Regions from separate parts of the Homo sapiens genome. Here region 1 is linked to region 2. A link is a loop called in an ENCODE intact Hi-C map of the cell type or tissue named here. Cell type or tissue: heart right ventricle. All regions are shown on one strand. Each heading gives the region's core, and the rest is flanking DNA. Links, peaks and the distances in the headings are about the cores only.

Region 1 (6,942 bases), core at 843-5,842, 130 kb after region 2:
CCCAAACGTCCCATCTTTTCTTCTGCGTCTTTTCTACTTCATCACTTCTCCCTCCCAGGATGATGTCTATAAACTAAGCACTGACAGCTCACAGCACTGCTGCCCCAGCTGCAGGGATGGGTCCCAGCCTCTCTTGCCTGCTTCTTGGCTACAGGACGGACTCCACTGGCCCCCGGTGAGTGGCCCCTGCTCTCTGCAAGGCCCTGCCATAGGTCCCTCCTCCAAGCCCAGCCAGTGTCTGCAGGGAAGCCAGCAGCCAGGCAGTGGTCAAGGATCTGAGGTCACCTGTCTGAGCTGGGTGCCCAGCAGGCCTTGGCCAGGTGGAGCCCCTGTGCCCCTAGTGAGGGCCGTCTTCCCCTCAGGGGCAAGGGGAAACCAACACAGCTATCTCACCAGGGCAGCAGCCTGGAGAGCAGGTCGCATCCTTCTCAGGGCGGTGGTCTCCTGGGGCAGCTGGTCAGGGGCCCACAGCCCAGAGGAGGTCCTTGCCACCCGCCTGGGGCTTCTCTTCCCCACTCCGTCTTCATGGGCAAGGTTGACAGATGGTGTACAGGCGCCCAGTTACATCTGAGTTTCAGATCATGAAGAAAGTTGATCTGAATATGGGCATCCTCATTCTAGAACACGCTTCAAAGCTGCCTGAGATTCAGATGTAACTGGGTGTCGCAGCCTGCCGCCCTGCCTGCCTGGCCCACAGCCACTCCTGGCCAGGATTCTGTTTGGCCAAACTGCCGTCAGGCTCCTGAGCCTCCTCCTAGGCCCATCTGTGCACGTCCTCATGAAATCCAGTTTTGGCAATCCCTGCTGAGATTGTAGCAGGACCCCTGCTCTCCGTATCCAGTCGCCCTCAGTAGCTGACTGGTCCATCCTCCACAGTCCCCAGAGGCCGTCTGATCCCCAAGGCACACCTTCAGCAAGGGTCCTGGCAGGATGCTTTAGCCAGAATTCCCTCCCCTGCCAGTTCCTCTCAGTCACTCTCCATCCTCTGACCCCACCTGCTCCTCGGGCGTAAACCCCCATGACCCATGCTGTGTTCAGAGCTGAGCCCCAACTCTCCCTGCCCTGCTGTGAGACCCCATTGCCGTGGTGGCTACACCTGCCCCAATGGTCCTGAATAGCTTGCCTTGGGGGTGTCATGGGGCTTCTCCCACACTCACCACATCGGCCACGTGCTCGATGAAGATCTGGCTGCCAAATCGGAGCTTCTGAAGCAGCTCTCCTGGAACGTCAGTGCGCAGCCGCGGCTGCTGGGCCATGAGCTGCTGCAGGCGCTTGTGCGGGAAGGCGTCTTCCGTGCAGATGTAGACGGCTCCTGGGAAGCAAGAGTGCCTGATGTGCCCAGGGGACTCCAGACGGGCCTGTGACTGCCACACAAATCAAGTGCAGATGTCTCCCGCCATTTCTAACTCTCTGCCCCTCACAGGTTCTTTGCCCCTCGCCTGGGGAGGGAGGAGGCTGGTGCTTTTTCTCACCCTCCCACTGGCAGCCACCTCCGGGGCCAGGTGACCCCTCAGGAGGAATATGGGCTGGGTCTCCACTTCTGACACCCAGGCAAGGACTTCCCCTGTCCTGGGCCCTGGGCTGGAATGGCCACAGATGGGAGGCCTCTCCTGCTCCACCCTGCCCCTCCTTCCCCCTGTGAACCTCCGTTCCCCACTGCAGGGCAGGGAGCAAGTGGCAGCATCAGGGCAACGCCTTCTGGAAATGGCCCCTGAGCCCCGACACATGGCCACCCTCAAGGCCCCCACTGAGCAAGCGTTTCCTCTCTTCAAAGCTCCTGCAATCTGGGCTCCATGGTGAAATTCAAAAAGCCAGCTTGAAAAGACACGTGTTGGTGAGGATGTGTAGGAGGCAGACCCCTGACCCCTGTGCACTGCCGCTAGGAATGTAAAATGGTGCAGCTCGGAAAACAATCGGTACTTCCTTAAAAAGTTAAACAAATCACATGACTCAGCAGCCCCACTCCTAGGTAGATACCCAAGAGAAAGAACGTCCACCGTAGCACGTTTCATGACAGCCCGGGGGGAGACGGCCCAAAGGCCATCAACTGAGGAGTGGACGAATGAAGTGCGGCCCATCCTTACAGTGGGATGATCGAATCTTAAAAGGGAAGGCAGTTCTGACACCTGCTCCAGCACGGATGAACCTCGAAAACACAATGCCAATGCAGGAAGCCTGTCACGAGACCACGTGCTGTCCGGCTGCACTTGCATGGAGCTCCCAGGACAGGAAGAGTCACAGGTAGGGAAAGGGGAGGCAGGCTGCTGGGGGTGGGGGCTGACTGCTCATGGGTAGGGTTTCCTTTTGGGGTGAGGGAACTGTTCTGGAATTGGATAGTGGTGACGGGCACAGAACTTTGTGCTTCTATTAAAAGCCACTGAATTTATTTATTTTATTTTAATTTTTGAGAGACAAGAGACTCACTCTGTCGCCCAGGCTGGAGTGCAGTGGTGCGATCTCGGCTCACTGCAACCTCTGCCTCCCGGGTTCAAGTGATTCTCCTGCCTCAGCCTTCTGAGTAGCTGGGATTACAAGGCGTGCGCTACCACGCCCAGCTAATTTTTGTATTTTTAGTAGAGACTGGGTTTCACCATGTTGGTCAGGCTGCTCTCGAACTCCTGACTTCATGATCCGCCTGCCTCAGCCTCGGCCTCCCAAAGTGCTGGGATTACAGGCATGAGGTACTGCGCCTATCAGGCCGAACTGTACACTTTTAGAGGGAATTTTATGGCATGTAAATTACATCTCAATTTAAAAAACAGGAAGGCTTAGGGGGACTGATTTGAGTAATAATAAAACTCCAGTTTCCTGCAAAACAAAAACAAAAAGACAAGGCCGGCGAGCTCTCTAAGCACTGACTATGCCAGGAAGGCTGCCCAGCCAGGACCCCGTGGCCCACGGGGCGTCGTCCTGTTCCTGCAGTGGCACATGCAGTTGTGGGAGAGCCAGTGCCCCCACGCCGTGTCATGCAGCCTGTTTGTGAGTGTCCGCGTAACCTTTAATTCTGAGCTGATTTTGCTTTGACAGAATTTCAAACGTAAAGAAGAGTTGCAAAAATGGGTCAGGAACCCCCCGCCCCATTCTGTGTCAGAACTAAGCTTCTGAGAAGCATCTGGCCCGCTTGAGGCCAGGAACGTATAAATACTGCCTTGGGAGGCCACATCCCTTTTGTGGCTGGTTCCCTTCCCCACCAGTGTCCCCAGCAGTGACTGTGCCCCTAGTCAGGAGCCACAGGAAGGTCGGGGCCCTGGGCTTCCTCCGTCCTGTTGGCTGGAGAGAGGCTGGGCTGGAAGGCTCGGAAGCAGGTGGAACCGGTCAAGCAGCGTGTTTTTGTTGGGGTGACGTTATGTAGGGGCTGCACAGTCATGGGGACATCGTGAAGCTGGCAGGAGGGTGGCTGTGGACAGCCCAGCGGTGGGCGGGGCCCCAGCAGGCCTGGGAGAGCCTCACGCGGCTTAAGCACGGGAGTCGGAATCACTTCAGAGCCCGCCTGCCGCTTTCTTTTCAAAATTCGGGCCTTTAGATTGGATCCAGGAAAGGAAGTCATTTCCCCAGGAAAGCACATCTGACCCCTAACCTTGCATGTGGTCACGGTGGCCGTGGGGCCCCCTCCCTTCCCCTGGCCCGCAAGGCTGGACTGTGCTGTCATCCCGCAGCAGTCACTGGGCTGGGCACAGCTGGGGGATTCAGGGAGGGTGTCCTAAGGCTTCTGTGTCCCTGGGTATCGGGGAGTGTGGGCTTCACTGAAAAGGCCAACGGGGTGGAAGCTGAGGGGGAGTCATTGCACAAATCAGATTTGCACGAAGCCTGGCACGGAGGACGCTGGAGAATGAGGGCGGCTCCCGTCCCGTTCCTGAGCACGCTCGAGTCCCGCCTCCACCTCACAGCAGCTCTTCCGTGCGGTAAGCGGGAGACTCCCATTTTCAAGGCCAACTCCTGTCCTCCCGGCTTCTGGCTGTCTCCAGGCTCATCCCCAAGACCAGCCGCAGGGACTCAGGCACCTGACAAGAGGGTGCCCTCCCCTGGGCTGCAGGGACAAAAATGCCTGTGGCGTGAGCAGACCCCAGCTGGGCTCTCAGGAGACCCCTCACCCTCCACCCGACACGGAGGCTCAGGAGACCCCTCACCCTCCACCCAGCACTGAAGCTCAGGCAGGCACAGCACACCCTGGGTCCTGGGGATGACGCTGACCTGAGGGTGGCAGAGGTGAGGTTCCCAGCCACACCGCTGCTGGCAGGTCAGGCCCGTGAGGAGGTGGCTGGCTGGGCCTGTGGGTCCAGGGCCTGGGGTCCGGCCCTGTGTGGGAAGTGAGCCTAGCAGATGTGCTCGGAGGTGCCACCGATGAAAAAATACTGCCACTCTGTTCACGTGGAGTTTAAGACAACGTGGGAATCGCATGTTGACACCAGGGAATTAGTTTAAAAGTTAAGGAGCTACTGAGAAACATCTCTCCTCCTCACAGCTCACAGTTTAAAACTACGTGAACTTTTAACACCTGAGAGACCCAGGCAGGCATGCTCTGAACGCTTTAGTCCAATGCAGGGAACCCTCGTTTCACAGACAGAGCGTACAGGCTCACGGGGCCGCGCCAGGAGCATACCTGGCCTGGCGGCGGGGCACCCGGGGAAAGGCTGTGCTGCCCTCCCTGCGTTGCTGGCTCTGTGGACTCTGGGCTTGGCAGCTGTGCGGAACGTGGGCCGGCATCGCTGTGCTCAGCCAGCGACCCCTGGGGGCCTAGCTCTGCTGAGGGCCGGCTGCCTGGTGGTGGGGTTCGTACCCTCCCACCCCTCCTGCTGTCAGCTGAGCCCAGCCTCACTTCCCCCTCCCTGTTCTGGAAGGAGCGAGGGCAATCAGGGTGAGAAGGAGGGAGACGCAATGGTAGGAACAGCGCAAGAGGCGGCCACTGCCCCACCTCAACGGAAAGCTGTCCCACACAAAGCAGGGGCCGCCCACCTGCCCAGACCCCACGGAAGGGGTGGCCACTCACCAGCCTCCAGGCCTCCGTGCTGCCGCGGGAACTGCACAGCCAGGCAGAGCTGCAGCGCCAGCTGGGTCTTCCCTGCCGAGCTGCGTCCGGCCAGCTCAGTGATGCCGTCCAGGGGCAGGCCACCGCGGAGCAGCGCGTCCAGCACCGGGCAGCCCAGGCTCAGGCGCTGGTGCTGCGTGGGGAACCGCTCCTTCTGCTGGTGCAGCTGCAGTGCTAAAGGGCAGGGATAGTGTCAGGCCTGACTCTCCTGGGCCTGCGGGCAGGGCTGGGGACTGCGGGAGGCATGGTCAGCCTGCCTGTGCCAGGTGCAGTGTGGCTGGAGCACAGGTGCCTGCGGTCATGGGGGTGAGCAAGGTGCTGAGGGCAGGGAGGGGGGCCCAGCCGGGAAGGGCGGGTGCACCTGAGATGCAGAGTCAGGGGGAGCCCCAGGGCCACCATCACATGCCCGCAGGGATCCCCCTATGGGGCAATTGCAGCACCAGACGCCTTCAGCCAAAGCTTCCAGAGAGCCCCGAGGCGCTCCCTAACAGCCTCCATGTGAAGAAAAAGGCACAGCTCTGTCCAGCTGGGATGCCCTGGGGTGCTGAACAGTTCTCAAGCGGCTTTAATGGGCTCCCGCAGGCGCGCACACATGCACACCACATGCCGTCAGTTCTCTGTGACAGATACCATTCTGGAGCAATGCTGGTCTCAGCCTCTTGGCTAAAGGGCCTTGGATGAGCCATTTGACACAGCCTCCTCCACGACACCGAAGCCCCTCAGGGCAAGGCTCAAGGTGGGACATGCGGTGCAGGCTGCGCTCTTGGCCTGGGGCCTGGGCCGGGAGGAGCAGCCCCTCCCTTGGAGTCTGCACACTGCCTTGGGCACCCCGTCCAGGTGGAGCAGGCCACCCTGACTGTGAGGCCTGCCCAGAGCCCTGCCCACAGCACCGTGTGTGTGGCCGTGGCACCTGCCCACCACGGCAGCCCCAAGTTCAGCACGTTCCTCGGGGCCTGGGCCACTGAGCCACCTGCAGGGGAGAGAGGGCCCTGCTCATGCCAGGACCCCGCTGCCTACTAGGGCCTGCTGAGATGCAGGGATGGAAACCTTGTCCGTCCAGGCGCATGGGGTTCCCTGGGTACCTCCTTCCCCTGCTGAGACCTGGTTTCCCACACGTGGTGGTGGGACCGTGGCCAGGGCCCCATCTCACACCGTTCCCACCCTGCCAGAGCCTGAAGGGCTCTGGGTGCTGACTGCCAAATCCACCCCTGCTTCCTGCACCCCCTCCTCTGGTCCATGGAGCAAGGTCCCCAGGAGGTCCCACAGCCCGTGTCCACCTCACGCATCTTCTGACCCGATGCTGTGACCACAGCCCCATGGGTGTAGGACAAGCAAGATGGGAACTCTGGGGCTGGAGCAGCTGCCACACGCCCTGAGGCTGGTCCCTGGGTGAAGTCTGCACAGCCCCTGCCCTGCACCACTGGGACCATGATGCTGGAGCCACATGTCACCCCTGGCAGAGATGCCAGGGCCCACCTACCTGTAAGGATGCTGCTTCCCCGCAAGTGTAAGGAGGCCGTTCTCAGCAAGTGCCAGACCTCGGGGCTGGAGAGGTTGGTCAGTCTCTTCAAGTCTGGTCCAGAAAAGTGTAAAACCTCCTTTACCGATTTCAGTTTGGCTGAAATAACACAGATAAATTACAGGAAAATGTCAGACTGTCACAACGCAGGGCAACACAGTGACAAAAGGTGCTTTGTTAAGAGCACTGTGAGAGCACCGTGCTTCCGATTCTGGGGACAAGGTGGGTAGGGACCGGATCCCCTGCTCCCTGGAAACCCTGGACACAGTGTGGCCGATGCACAGGCACGAGGAAAGGGCTGCTGGACACTGCGCCCTGAGTCCTGGCACTCGGACAGATACCAGCCTCGTGAGCTGGGGCAGAAGCCAGAAGACAGGGCTGGGCAGGTCCCGGTGCT
Region 2 (6,942 bases), core at 1,195-6,194:
GGGGCTGGAGAGGCAGGCCTGGCCTGCAGAGCCAGCATGGAGAAGCCTGGTGTAGGGCTCTCCAGCCTGCCAATTTACAGTTAAGAAGAAAGGAGATATGTATATATATATATACACACACATACATACATACATACACACACACATATATACACACATATATATACACACATGTATACATATATATACACACACATACACATATACACACACATGTACACATATACACACATATATACGTGTGTGTGTATATATATATATATGTATACGTATATATATATGTGTGTGTGTATATATATATATATATATATATATAGTGACAGGGTCTCACTCTGTCACCCAGGTTGGAGTGCAGTGACACGATCTTGGTTCACTGCAACCTCCGCCTCCCAGGTTCAAGCAATTCTTGTGCCTCAGCCTCCCAAGTAGCTGGGATTACAGGTGCACACCACCACGCCCAGCTTATTTTTTGGTATTTTAAGTAGAGGCGGGGTTTCACCATGTTGGCCAGGCTGGTCTCGAACTCCTGACCTCAAATGATCCACCTGCTTCGGCTTCCCAAAGTGCTGGGATGACAGGCGTGAGCCACCGCGCCCGGCTGAAAAAAGATTTTCACAAGAACCGGAAGGTTAACTCCCCTCCCAGACCCAAAGATGCAGATTCGGCCTGACCAGTAGGAATGCACATGTGCCTCTCTGTGACAAGGGCAGAACTGAGGCTGCTTCTCAGGAGACTGTGAGGGTCTAGCGTGCCCTCCCCGCAGACATGAGGGCCGGATGGAAGAGCCTTCTGTCCCCAGCATAGCCAATGGGACACCATGAATCATAGGCTTGTACTGTGGAAACTAGCAATTATGGTAATTATTCGCACTACAAAGGGCTCTTCCTCTTACCAAAGGACATTTTCCTCCCCCAAGCTGCTTGTCCTCGCTTTTAAATAGTAGCTCCTCCGTGAATAAAGGCAGAAACATGTGGTTATAGGGAAGAACAAAGGAAGATAACATCTCTCACATTATAATGGCAAACAATGATTTGAAAATATCGGTACACCAGCTTTATCCGTAAAGCAGTTTATGTGAGTGATAACTGGTAGATAAATATGGAAAAGTAGCCGAACACACTTGACACCTCTCTGAGCTTGCTTTGTGATATGTGGGCAGCTAGAAAAAGCAGCTAATTATTAGGTGGCTCCTTTAACATTTCCTGATGGGGAGCCTGTGAGCAGAAAAGAGCGGGTGCAGCCCTGGACAGTGGTCATGCACGGTTAGCGCGAAACCCACTGAGCTGCAGACACCCGGGTCAGCTCGGAGGAGGGAAGGAGTCGCCGTCCTGGGCCACAGTCTAGGGGGGTGGACCGTGGTGCCGTCCCTTTGGTGGGACTCACCTTAGTTTCTACCAACAGCTAAATATCACAGATGCAAAGACTTGGGGGAGAAGCCCATGAACATTTTCTGAGTCCTTTAATGTATGATAAGGAAAAAAATAATAAAAGTCAACATTTGTAGAAATCTAGGTTTTGGTTTTTTGTTTGTTTGTTTTTTTTTGAGACGGAGTCTCGCTCTGTCGCCCAGGCTGGAATGCAGTGGTGCGATCTCGGCTCACTGCAACCTCTGCCTCCCAGGTTCAAGCAATTCTCCTGGCTCAGCCTCTCATATAGCTGGGACTACAGGTGCCGGCCACCACGCATGGCTAATTTTTGTATTTTTAGTAGAGATGGGGTTTCACCATGTTGGTCAGGCTGGTCTCGAACTCCCGACCTTAGGTGATCCACCCACCTCAGCCTCCCAAAGTGCTGGGATTACAGGCGTGAGCCACCGCACCTGGCTAGAAATGTAGGTTTTATTTTTTTAATGGGATATTTGGTGATTGTATATAGTTTTTAGACTGATGGGTAAAATGTTGAAGGTCTGTATTGCAATCCTGCCTTTACTTTCTAAAAAGGATTCCTAAATTGATCCAGCATCAAATCAGTGTATTTTAACCCTGACGATGAGCAGTATAGTTTCAGGTCTTGAATAGCAGGGTCCCCCCACTATAACTCCCTGACAGTTCTTCTTGCCCATTGCACAAACAAAACCAGTTCATGGAGACCATGGCATTGCAGTAAAGAAAGAGTTTAGGGCCAGGCACGGTGGCTCACGCCTGTAATCCCAGCACTTTGGGAGGCTGAGGCAGGCAGATCACCTGAGGTCAGGAGTTCAAGATCAGCCTGGTCAACATGGTGAAACCCCATCTCTACTAAAAATGCAAAAATTAGCCGGGCGTGGTGGCATATGCCTATAATCCCAGCTACTCAGGAGGCTGAGGCAGGAGAATCGCTTGAACCCGGGAGGCGGAGGTTGCAGTGAGCCAAGATCACACCACTGCACTCTAGCCTGGGCGATAGAGCGAGACTCCATCTCAAAAAAAAGAAAGAGTTTAATTGATGTGAGGCCAGCCATGCTACATGGAAGAGTTATTACTCAAATCAGTCTCTCCTCGCATCTGGGGGCTAGATTTTTTCAAAAATAGTTTGGAGGAAGGGGTGGAGGTGGCTAGGCAATGGGTGCTTGCTGCCGATTGGTCTGGGTGCAATCACAGGGGTGTGGGACTCATCCTCCTGCATGCCGAGTGGCTTCTGGGCGGGTCCAGGAGGAGCCATCACGTTGGACTTGCAAAAAACCTGAAAAGATATCTCAAAAAGCCAATCTTAGGTTCTGCAATAGAGATGCAGGAGTAATTGGAGAAGTTGCAGATCTTGTGACCTCTGGAATGATGGCTGGCACCTTACCAGAATTCAGACTCCTCACCTCCTCCTAGCCTGGTAGGGTCTCTCATTAGCTTAAGAAAGCTTAGCTCCATCCTGGCTAACAGGGTGAAACCCCATCTCCACTAAAAAATACAAAAAAATTAGCCGGGCGTGGTGATGGGCGCCTGTAGTCCCAGCTACTTGGGAGGCTGAGGCAGGAGAATGGCGTGAACCTGGGAGGCGGAGCTTGCAGTGAGCCGAGATCTCGCCACTGCCCTCCAGCCTGAGCGACAGAGTGAGACTCTGTCTCAAAAAAAAAAAAGAAAGCTTAGCAAAGGTGGTTGAGTTTCGGGAAAGGGCTGTTATTATTTAAACCAGAAACTAGGCCCTGTGTGGTGGCTCCTACTTGTAATCCCAGCACTTTGGCTGAGATCACGCCACTACACTCCAGTCTGGCAACAGAGCGAGACTCCGTCTCTAAGTAAATAAATAAATCCAGATTGTACATTTTATAATACTAGAGATTCATTTTGTCATATGTTAATCCAATTTACTTTGTTAAAGGTCTCAAGATTCTGCCCTCCAAGAAAGTCTTGCCATGATTGGATAGGACCCCCAGATAAATATTCAAACCTTCGACCTGTTCACTTTTACATACCTGAAAATGAATCTCCATTGGAACAAAAGCTTAGAAAATTAAGACAAGAAACACAAGAATGGAATCAACAGTTCTGGGCAAACCAGAATTTGACTTTTAGTAAGGTAAGTTTAAGTTTTAGATCAGAACGGAAGGGTGCGGTGGCTCACGCCTGTAATCCCAGCACTTCGGGATGCCGAGGTGGGCAGATCACGAGGTCAGGAGATCGAGACCATCCTGGCTAACACGGTGAAACCCTGTCTCTACTAAAAATACAAAAAATTAGCCCGGCGTGGTGGCGGGCGCCTGTAGTTCCAGCTACTCGGGAGGCTGAGGCAGGAGAATGGCGTGAACCCGGGAGGCAGAGCTTGCAGTGAGCGGAGATTGCGCCACTGCACTCCAGCCTGGGTGACAGAGCCAGACTCGTCTCAAAAAAAAAAAAAGAAAAAAAAGTTTTAGATCAGAATGAGAAATAACACAGTTGGCCACTTGAGGGTGCTAGGTGTTTAGTATATTGCTTTGCTATTTGTTACGTGGTAGTACTGGGTCTCAGTCCATCCCCCGCACTGTATGTACATATATGCATATAGTTTTAAAAACTAATATGTAACTGTATATAAGAAATGGTCATTCGTAGAACCACAGATCTTGAGACTTTGAAGGATGCAATGTGTGAGCAGCAGAGCCAGAACTAGAAGTACATGTTTTACACACATAGGTGTGTGTGTTTATCTTTATGAGAATACCGGTTTTTTTAGGTGGGGCATGATGGCTCTGCAATCCCAGCACTTTGGGAGGCTGAGAGGGGTGGATCACTTGAAGCCAGGAGTTTGAGAGCAGCCTGGCCAACGTAGCGAAACCTTATCTCTACTAAAAATATAAAAATGAGCCAGGTGTGGTGGCATATGCCTGTGATCCCCATGACTTGGGAGGCTGAGGCACAAGAATTGCTTGAACCCAGGAGGCGGAGGTTGCAATGAGCCGAGAGCGCGCCATTGCACTCCAGTCTGGGTGACAGGAGTGAGACCCTCAAAAAGAAACCCGTTTTTGTGATGTGTTGTCATTCTTCCTGAGAATTCAAAAAAAAAAAAATTTTTTTCTTTTTTGAGACGGAGTCTCGCTCTGTCACCAAGCTGGAGTGCAGTGGTGCGATCTCAGCTTACTGCACCCTCCACCTCCCAGGTTCAGGTGATTCTCTTGCCTCACCCTCCCGAGTAGCTGGGATTACAGGCACACACCTCCGTGCCCAGCTAATTTTTGTACTTTTAGTGGAGATGGGATTTCACTCTGTTGGCCAGGATGGTCTTGATCTCCTGACCTCGTGATCCGCCCACCTCGGCCTCCCAAAGTGTTGGGATTACAAGCATAAGCCACCATGCCCAGCAGAGAATTCAAAATTCTTAACAGGATACTTATAAATAAACTGTGTAAGAAAGAAGTATAAATAGTCTAAACCAGAAGAAAAACATTTAACTTTTTTTTTTTTCTTCTGAGATGGAGTTTCACTCCTGTTGCCCAGGCTGGAGTGCAGTGACATGATCTCAGCTCACTGCAACCTCCACCTCCCTGGTTCAAGCGATTCTCCTGCCTCAGCCTCCCAAGTAGCTGGGATTACAGGCGCCCGCCACCACACCCGGCTAATTTTTGTATGTTTAGAAGAGATGGGGTTTCACCACATTGGCCAGGCTGGTCTTGAACCCCTGACCTTCAGGTGATTCGCCTGCCTTGGCCTCCCAAAGTGCTGGGATTACAGGCATGAGCCATCGTGCCCGGCAACATTTAAACTTTGACTTTCCATTTGAGTGGGCTATGTCTGGTGGGGTATATTTATCATATTCTGTGGAGGGTTTTTTTTGTTGTTGTTGTTTTTGTTTTGAGACAGAGTCTCACTCTGTTGTCCAGGCTGGAGTGCAGTGGCGTGATCTCGGCTCACTGCAACCTCCGCCTCCTGGGTTCAAGCAGTTCTCCCGCCTCAGCCTCCTAAGTAGGTGGGATTACAGGTGCCCACCATCACATTGGGCTAATTTTTGTATTTTTAGTAGAGACGGGGTTTCTCCATGTTGGCCAGGCTGGTCTGGAACTCCTGACCTCAGGTGATCCACCCACCTCGTCCTCCCAAAGTGCTGGCATTATGGGTGTGAGCCACTGTGCCTGACCTATTCTGTGGATTTATAAACAAACAGCGTCTCCCAAAGTTTATTGAACATCTTCTCAAATCCTGTTTCAAGCACAAAACTTTTAACCACATTCAGAGGGTTTTAAACGAGCTTTGAGATGGGTCACTAGCTTCTCAGAAAATCCACATCTAAACTTCTCCAGTACACCGTGAGCTGTGCTCTAGCCAAAGAAAAATGGAAAGACAGAGAAAGGAGTTCTGAGAGCCTTTTTTTTTTTTTTTTTTTTTTTTTAAGGAAAAAGAAGAATTTATTCACTCAAGACTAAAAACTAAAGGCCTGGGCCTGAGAACTGAATCAGGTTAGTGTGTTTGTTTGATTGTTTTTTTTGCTTTCTTTGCGTTTGAGCTAGTCCATGAAAAGGGAAAGGAAGGGCGGTGAGAGAGGTGGGGAAGTTCAGGGCGGTCCTTGGCCTGCTTTGGGGCAGTGCTCGGCACACCCCTGTCCAAGTTCTCTTGCACACCCAGTTCCCAGGCATGGCTCTCCAATCTCAGCTCCCTCCTTTCTCTCCGGATTTTAGGTGGTTATGATGGATGACCAACCTCTGACCTTTGACTTTCGTACTGAGGTCTCAGCCTTTGCAGCTTCTCCCTCCAAAGCAGCTTTTCTTCTGATTCCTGATCTCAGTTCAGTGCTCAAAATAGCCTCTCCTTATTTTCTCCTGGTGTCAGTGTTAGGCCTGAATAACATCTCATGCTGTTCGTTAAACAGATGTCTGCTGCCAAAAAGTTGTTCTGATAGAAAATCCAAAATCATCGACCCCAAAAGCCAAGTCTGTCATTGGGCTAAAGTGCCATTCCTACTAATCCTTTGCCTCACCTGATTCATTTGGAATAAAGGGCCAGGAGCTTGAGTCACCCCCATGCCAGGACCTCTGTTGCTATTTGCTGGCTGCTGGAGAGGTGGGGTCTTGCGGGCCCTGGAGAGGTGGGGTCTTGTGGGGCAGAGCTGGAGCAGATGCTGCATCCAGCAGTAAGCATGAGAATGAGCACTCACAGTTTTGGGTCCTGTGCTGGACACTGTGCAAGTCCTGTGCATATATCACCTGTTGCATTTCCCACAGTGACCCAATGAAGTAGATACTGTTATCTTTACCATTTTATAGATGAGCAACCTGAGGCTTCACCAGAATTGCACAGTGAGAATGTGGCGTGGCCTGGATTCTCACGTCGGGAGTCGGATTGCAAAGCCTTACTGGGCCTCGCCGCGCCCCATGGCTGTCAGCGCATTCCATGCTGACCTGGCCGTGTATGCGTGCGTGTGTACGCATGTGTGTGCGTACGTGCACGTGTGTACATGTGTGTGTGCTTGTGTGCACACCACATGTGCCGTGTCCATAGGTCTGTCATCATATCAGGTAGGACTAGGTCGGCTCATAGCTTGGAAGGGCTTTGGAGACAGCCA

Evidence for each region. Peaks named below come from ENCODE experiments on the same cell type or tissue, not always from the same donor. Only the 100,000 strongest peaks of a DNase experiment are listed, where the experiment ranks them.
Region 1: a loop joins it to region 2, with 2.1 times the contacts of the local background. A loop is called at or near these places in 35 of 110 quality-filtered maps.

What each region holds. Positions count from the first base shown.
Region 1 is chr14:103,702,016-103,708,957 of GRCh38, forward strand. It overlaps XRCC3 (X-ray repair cross complementing 3), which reads right to left. Exons shown (of 10, transcript NM_005432.4): 5 at 6,507-6,644; 6 at 4,988-5,200; 7 at 1,158-1,312. Among named protein-coding and RNA genes, the nearest start is that of XRCC3, 10 kb to the right of the region's middle. RefSeq lists enhancers at 3,899-4,458, 4,459-5,020. In heart right ventricle, for the core only: no CTCF peak of the experiment used is centred there; a DNase peak (open chromatin) is centred at 3,392; H3K4me3 peaks cover 751 bases; H3K27ac peaks cover 2,418 bases.
Region 2 is chr14:103,568,332-103,575,273 of GRCh38, forward strand. COA8 (cytochrome c oxidase assembly factor 8) reads left to right here. Exons shown (of 5, transcript NM_001370595.2): 2 at 3,292-3,489; 3 at 5,776-5,839. Among named protein-coding and RNA genes, the nearest start is that of COA8, 8.8 kb to the left of the region's middle. In heart right ventricle, for the core only: a CTCF peak has its summit at 3,858 (motif pointing right); a DNase peak (open chromatin) is centred at 3,865; H3K27ac peaks cover 1,554 bases.